2 separate regions of the Homo sapiens genome follow, and region 2 is linked to region 1. The links are chromatin loops, found by intact Hi-C in ENCODE. Cell type or tissue: heart right ventricle. All regions are shown on one strand.

Evidence for each region. Hi-C counts contacts between places; a loop is a spot of excess contacts. Peaks named below come from ENCODE experiments on the same cell type or tissue, not always from the same donor. Only the 100,000 strongest peaks of a DNase experiment are listed, where the experiment ranks them.
Region 2: it touches region 1 in a loop (2.7-fold over the local background); 2 of 110 quality-filtered maps call a loop at or near these places.

Annotation. Positions count from the first base shown.
Region 1 is chr13:76,901,838-76,905,837 of GRCh38, forward strand. No RefSeq gene overlaps it. Among named protein-coding and RNA genes, the nearest start is that of KCTD12, 17 kb to the left of the region's middle. In heart right ventricle, a CTCF peak has its summit at 1,914 (motif pointing left); a DNase peak (open chromatin) is centred at 1,934.
Region 2 is chr13:76,208,929-76,212,928 of GRCh38, forward strand. No RefSeq gene overlaps it. Among named protein-coding and RNA genes, the nearest start is that of LINC00561, 280 kb to the left of the region's middle. In heart right ventricle, no CTCF peak of the experiment used is centred here; a DNase peak (open chromatin) is centred at 1,544.

The DNA of each region.
Region 1 (4,000 bases):
AGCCTTAGCTGTCTCTGTCTCACTACCACTTTAACCTCCTTTATTAACAACACACGTCTGAATCCTGTAGCTTAGAGTCCACTGTGAGAACAGAGCCTTTTCAGCTTCTCCTGGATTGATCAATACACCTTTCACTTAAATTCTCTTTTGACCTTCAAAGGTAACCTTTATTGGTGACTTGTACTCTTGCTTGTGTTAAGGATGTCAAATTGCTAGATTTAATCATTATGTCATTTCTATCTATTTCTGTCTGGCTGAAGACTAATTTCCTAATTCCAAAGTTGAGAAGCAGGTTCTTGTTTCTATCATCAGAATGGGTCCTTAAGTTGGAAACTAGACTCGACAGATACGAGTAAAACAAAAACTAAGTGTTGGTTTTATTCCCACATTTCCCCTGACCCAATTAGAATGAAAGGGAATAGATCTCACCAGTCACAGTTATGGCATGTGCTGATGGTCAAGAGGAAAGCGGGCAACACCTGGCAACCCACCTGTCCCGGAAGTCCTGCCCAACACTGTCACATCAAAAGGACAAAACTTAGTCTTGTGGCCACATCCAGCTGCAATAGCATAACGAAGGTCAGCAGAGGGGAGCATTTTACCTGGAGGGCTAACAGGCAATGGATAGCAAAGTCATCAGTAGGTTTAGCAACACATCTATTCAGACGGTGAAACATTTTTGTCTACTTAGCTTCAAGGTGCATTAAAATCATCCAGAGATCCTTATATTCATATCTATCATCACCCCTAAATGAAAGACAAACCCATGAGCTACCACTGTGTCAAGTTTCTGTATATACGTACGACCAGCTCTCTTCCTCACCAGCTCCCCCTTTACTCTAAACTTCAAGCTTCCACAAAATAGATACCATTTCATTTCCTTTCTGCATCTGAAATACATGAGCTTACTCAAGAAAAGTTTGATCAATGAATAAATGGATGAATATCAGTGACTGAATAATCAAACTGGATGGCTGAATTGAAGGGAAGAAAGGAATGAATAATGTGTTCTAAGCATCAATTTGGTCTGCTGGCTGCTTTTGATTTTTAAATCAGTTTATTTAACTTTTAGTTGTTTCTTGTCTCATATGTTTTATCCATTGGGAAAATAAAAGTTAGTTAAAAGTCTCAATGATTTAGAATTGGTGCGTGAAAGTCAGATGCCTTAGGAAAATGTATAAATCTCCTCTCCAAAGGGCCCAGTGGATGTACATATGAAAGTAGTTTGTCTCTTTATCTTCAAAAATTTTTTACTATGTGTTCACAAGCAGAGGATAGAGAAATGCTTCCAGGCAAGTTAAACAAACAGGGATCTTTATCGCTCAGCTGCCTACCATCTATCTTAAACATTTAGCATGGGACTATAAAAAGATCCCATACCTTGCCTCTTTCATAGATGTACACTGTATCAATAATACCATTGGGTGATTAGTAACAATAACTAATAATTTAGAATTTTAGATTTGTTATCTCACATGTAAAATTACATGTGAGATGCATGTAATTTACATGTACAATATGCTACCTTTTCAGGGAAAATCATGGGCATATCAATAATTTTTTAATGAGATTATGACCCTTCCTTAGGTAATAGAAACTGGGTTAATAGCAAATGGGGTATTGATAATCTCTATTAATAATAGCAACTGGGGTATTGATAATCTTTAGTTTTCTGACATGCGGCACGGGGTAATACTATAGAAAGCAGACATAAATTTCACTTCCTAAGTGTTAAGTGCTTAGCCAACCACTCTAAAAATACTCTATTATAATAATGAGTAAATACAGGAAATAAAATCATATTTTATGTTTAAATGGGAGCCAGGAGATAAGGAACTAGGTTGACTTTGCATCCACTTTGCATTTGAGACTACAGATTCAACATGTGATGGAGGAAGAGTAGCACCTAGTGGTGAAACGCAGCAGCTACACCCACCAGGGAGCTGACTGGAAGTCTTCCAAGTACTTCATCCTCATTTGTTGAAACGTCATTTGTGGCATTTTAAATGCTGCATCTTTGATTCCTGAGATAGGTGTTTTAGTGTGTCTATTAAAGATTTGGAGTCAGCTTTATGTGCTTGAATATTTCCAAAGAAAAATGTATACATGATCAATATATCCAGGAATTTGTGAAAAGATCCTAAACTTTTCAAACATGTCACAGGTAGTACTTGAAGTATGCTTGGTAAAATGTACCGGTTAAAGCAGTATGTTTCTCAGATAGCCTGAGATTTTATTTAACAATTATGTATCTAAGTCTACTAATACATTTGAGCAAAAGAGTGTTGGGTTCATAAATAAGAAGTCAGTATTTCACTTAGATTATTTCAGAAACTTGTAAGTACCTGTAAATAGCTACTCTGAAATTCCCTTTTCTTCAAGTGAGAGATGCCGTAAGTATAACACAGTGTTTTATAAACTTGGACCTGCAGTAAATAAATAAGCACTAAAAACTTTTATAGTGGAAACTAGTTTCAATTATATAGCTAATAGTTTAGTTGATGTTGATAGTGGTAAGAAGGAACAAATTTTTTAAAAACTATGAATAACCTTTAGTGTATATTTCAACTCCTAAATTAAATGTCAATTCAACTAAAATGTTACTCTCTTAGTGGGGGTGTAAATGAGTGTATCGTCTGTCCTTGAGACTTTGATGTAAAAAGACAGAGTTGTGAAATTCAAATTGCACCAATAATCATTTTGTTTTTATTTCCCATGCTCCTTTATCTATTAGCAGACATCCCACATGCACACACACCTAGGCCAGGCCCAGGCCAATCACTGTATCCCACCCCTTGGCTCTTGGGATTATTCCAAGGTTGCTCAACCAAAGTGCAGCTTCCAGCAATGCTATCTTTACCAGAACTGGCAGGGAAGTCCCTTCTTTCCCCTTTGGTGGGCGGCGGTTAGGGGTGATGCTCATTCTCTGCAGCAATAAGTGTGTAATAACAAGGTCCCTAACCTTCTGGTTCCTGTTGCTCTTCCCCAGTGTTCTCCCCATAAGCCTCCTTAAGATAAAATCTACTTTGAGATATGTTTTTGCAGCCTAAAGAGGACTGACTCATGTTGCATTTTTAAAATAAGGCATAGTTCTGATCATGCTATAATATCACCCTGGTCAGAAAATCCTCATTGCTCTCCATTGCTTAAAAAATAATCCCCAAACTCTTTTTGGATGTGTTGTTTGGCTCTAAACTCCTTTTCCAGCCTAATTTCACTCAACCTAGTGAAACTGAATTATTCTTTATTTCTTCAAAACACCCAGTACTTTCCCTTATTCATTCTGCCCTATAAAAATTATTTTCTGCCTCCAGCCATGCCAGTTTCCACCTTCTGAAACTATAGGTACTTTTCAAGATCAACTACAAATAATTCATCTTCCATAAATCCTTCTTCATTATGCCATGAATCAGTTAAGGTTGGGTTCAACTGACTATAAATGAAAACTGAAAATCACAATGGCTTAAAGAAGTGAGAAATTTAATTCTTGCCTATATAAAAGAAGCTTGGGGGCAGGCATTCCTGGACTGTCATGGCAACAACATGAATACGGATGTATTAGTTTTCTATGCTGCATAACAACTTAGTACAAACCTAACAGCTTAAAAAACAGTTTTTTATCTCACAGTTTCCATAGGTCAAGATTCTGCATATGGCTTAGTTAGGTGGTCTCACAAGGCTAAAATCAAGGTGTTTAATGGACTGCATTCTCATCTAGAAACTAGGGAAGAATCTGCTTCCAGGATCTCTCAGGCTGTTGGCAGAATTTATTTCCTTGCAGCTGTAAAATTCGTGTGGTCTTGTTTCTTCAAAGGTAGCAACAGAGAAAAGGAGTCTCTGCTGCTTACAGCCTCTGATTTCAGAGAAGGTGTCAGTGCTCTTTTAAATGGCTCACCTGATTAGCTCAGGCTTACCCAGGATAATTTCTCTTTTGAGGAACTCAAAGTCAACTGCTTAGGAACTTTAATTACAGCTGCAAAATTCCTTCACCTTTGCAAAT
Region 2 (4,000 bases), 690 kb before region 1:
CACTGACATTCTCCTTTACACTAATGATTCCTCTAATACATTGGCTTCCATGTCTTTGACAGTTTCCTCCAAAGATCTTGTCCTCCGTTCTGAGACATCCACTCCCATGATTTAGTCTAGACCTTACCAATCTATAGTGAATACATCTTACGCTTCTAACTTTCTTCAGTGCCCCAACTTTAAGGATTTCTCAAATTCTCCAGGATCTTTCCATAAACTATTGCTCCTGCCCCACTTTTCATTGCCTCCCCACCCTCCTCAAATGTTCACTTCCCAGCTTACTCAGTTTAAGTTCCATGGGCAGTCGTAACAATCATTTTCATATATACTCTCAACTACTTCTTCCTTTCCCTGCATAGTGTATTGGCAAACACAAACCCACACAAAAATATATGGCCTTTACTCTTCACATGAACCTTAGCAGGTGATCATGGTGAGATCACATAGCTAATTTGCAGAGAGAGGTTTTTTTTTTTTTTTTTTGAGATGGAGTCTCGCTTCCATCGTGCAGGCTGGAGTGCAGTGGTGCAATCTCAGCTCACTGCAACCTCCACTTCCAGGGTTCAAGAGATTCTTCTTCCTCAGCCTCCTGAGTAGCTGGGATTATAGGCGTGCACCACGACGCCTGGCTAATTTTTTTGTATTTTAGTAGAGACAAGGTTTTGCCATGTTGGTCAGGCTGGTCTCAAACTCTTGACCACAAGTGATCTGCCCACCTTGGCTTCCCAAAGTGCTGGGATTACAGGTGTGAGCCATTGCTCCCGGCCTGTGTGGACAGATTTTTAAACTCATGATGTCTAACCTCAAATACGCCTCCAGTGTTGCCTAAAAATTCCTCTCCATTTCCCCATGGAAGCCATACTGCCACTCTTATAGATGAATAGTAGTACTTACCTTTTCTCTTTTCTTTAAACTTCACTACATTCTCCTCATTCTTGTTTTCAGCTGATAACTGCTTCTTATTTAACAGAGAAAACACACATGACCAGACAAAAATCTCTACTTTTTATTTCAAACAAATATAGAAAGTTACTTGCATTTGTAAGCAAATACTGAATATTTTTGGTTCTATTCCCACTTCACCCCTCACCCAACTTCCTCACCGAATTCCTATTCCTACTTCTGGATATTGTGAGGTCTCAATCCTAGTATCTCACTGCCTTGGTGATGTCAGCTGTGTCATAAGTTTAAATATTGTCTACATGCCAACCAATCACAAATATTTATTTCCTGTCCAACCTCTCTCCTGGATTCTAGATTTCAAGTGTCCATCAGCTTAATTAACATCTCTGCTTAGATATTCTGGAGATTGTTAAGGTTGTTCATAAATACTCTCCTACCTTTGGTACATGGTACAATTGCATTTCTCAGAACCCTCATACCCATGTTGTTAGCCAGGAAAGTATTTTATGTTATGTACGTGAGAAACCTTAAAGAGCCACAGTGTAATGGCCACATTCCTGTTCCTGTCTTTGCTGTCTATTGGGGAAGCATGTGTCTACAGACAGCCTGCATCAGATTGGCTCTCTGAGTGACTGAAGTGGGTATGGCCTGCTGCCAACCCTGGAGGATTTGAAGCAAGAGTGAGTAATAAATTGTCTTACTAAGCCAATGGTACTTTGGGATTGTTGGTTCTTCATCATAGTTTATCTCAACTGGTAATATTTCTATTATGCATATAAAATTTAATTTATTCTGAACAACCTTTTGCTTTTCCTTTCCAAATCTGATCTGCCTATAATTTTCTCCATACCAGGAAATGGATTCACCAATATTTCAATGTCTGTGGTCAAAACTATCATTACTTTTTCTTATAACTCACATCTACTCCATCAACAGATCTTTTTGGCTCCACTTTGAAAAGGTAGTCAGATTTAAATTACCTACACTGCAGGCTAGTAAGTATACAACTAGTACACTTGTCCAAGCCTGAGTTTTGCAATGGTCTCCTAACTTGCCTTCCTGTTTCTCCATTTAAACTATTATAGTCAATTTTCCACATAGCATCAAGAGGGATTTTTAAAAATACATCAGATTAGGCCACACCTTGCCCCAAACCACTCAGGGTCCACCATTCATAAAGTAATATTTCAAGTCCTTACGTAGCTTACAAGATCTGTATCATCTGACCCACTTATAATGATCTGTTCTCATTTTTACTTATCACTACTCTTTTTCACCACTCACTGCTTCAGCTACTCATTTCTCACTTAAACCCTACTTACTATATCCAGGACATTGTACTTGCCATTTCACTTGTTGACATTTACACATCAATTACCATTAATGTAAGTTAAATCTATATCATTCTGAATCTTGTCATAATAGAGTTAACTTTCTGGATAAATCTGATTACTAAGAGAAACATAGCATTCTATATTATTCAGAGATGTGTGTTGTAATCATTCTGTCTTCTGTTGAATTGTAGTCTTGAGAATATAAGTAATTATGAAAAACTACATTTGTTAGAATGTTTCTTTTTGAAAGAAGTGTTTGTTCAGTTAAAGTTGTAAACCCATGGTTGTGGAGTTAAAATATGTGCACATATTCTTAGCTACGCCTCCTTTCAACAGGTGGAACTTGATTATTTCCCTTTGAGTGTGGGCTGTGCTTACTGACTTATATTTAATGAATAAAATGTGGCAGAAATGGCAGTGTAGTTCTGAAGACTGGATCATAAAAGGCACTATGGTTGGGGCTTTTCTCTCTCTGTCTGTCTGTGTGTCTCTCATTTCTTCTCTCTTTGATCATGTGCTATCAGGGAAGTTAGATACCATGTCATGAGGACCTTTCTTACCATCAAAGATCCACATGGTAAGAAACTGGGGCCTTTGGTCAACATCCAGCAAAGAATTGAGGTTTCCAGCCACAGTGAGTGAGCATTCTTGGGACAGAGAATGAGCATTCTAGGGAAGCAGATTCTCCAGCCCCAGTCAAGCCTTCAGATGACTGCAGTCTTGGCCACCATCTTGACTCTATATTAATGTGAAACTCTACACCAGAAATACTCATCTAATTCCTGGATCCCTGACTCTCAGAAACTGTATGAGACAATAAGTATTTATTATTTTAATCTGCTACATTTTGAAGTAATTCCTGATGCAAAAAAATAAATAATACACAATATCATTTTTGTCATAGAGGTTTGATTATGATTAAATATAACCAGTGTAAAAATTTACCTCTTTACTACCATCTTACTGATCTCATAAAAAGTCAAACAGTAAAAAGATTATATAGATTACCTTACATTTGAGAATATGTATAAAGCATTCTTCTTTGCAAAATTACTTTATCAATAAAATAGACAATTAACAAATTAATTATAAAATGCCTTACAGAGTCTCTTCTATAGGGGTGAAAATATGAGGGAAAGACAGGAAGTGAAAATTAACATTATGCTTGCTGGGTAGGGTAGGTGTCAGCCTCTCTAGAGTAAAAGGCAAAAAAATGAAGAAAAAGCCAAATCATTTGCCTTTAAGCAATTAGTTACTAAGAATTTCTTTGAAAAATACTACTTATAAGTTTATTTCATAGTTCACCTTAGATTACCTGTAATTTCAATTGAATTCAAATCGAGATTTACTGTTTGCCAGGAACTGAGTTAAAGATTCAAAGATAAGCAAGACTTGGACCATTTCCTGGAAGAGTCTAGTAGGGGAATGAGAGCATCAGAAGATAATCAATAAATGTATTCTATACTATATATATATGGCCAACTGGAGGCACCTTTATGATATATGCAGGCTAATTCTGGGCCATTGCAATAGGCCATGCAACTAACAGGATAGAAAGCATATCTAAAAAGCAACTTGCAAGTCGATTCAATGTTCTCCTGTTAACTCATAGGAAGTGATTCTTGTGGTTTCAAGGATATCATGAGGTTGCCCCTTGTGCCTTAAATATCAGTAATAATTTTCCCTTTCAACTCTTGGCGTTCCATTCTTCATCCACAAAAACAGCTGAAGATGTGGTAGCAGAGAACAACAAATCATCCTGT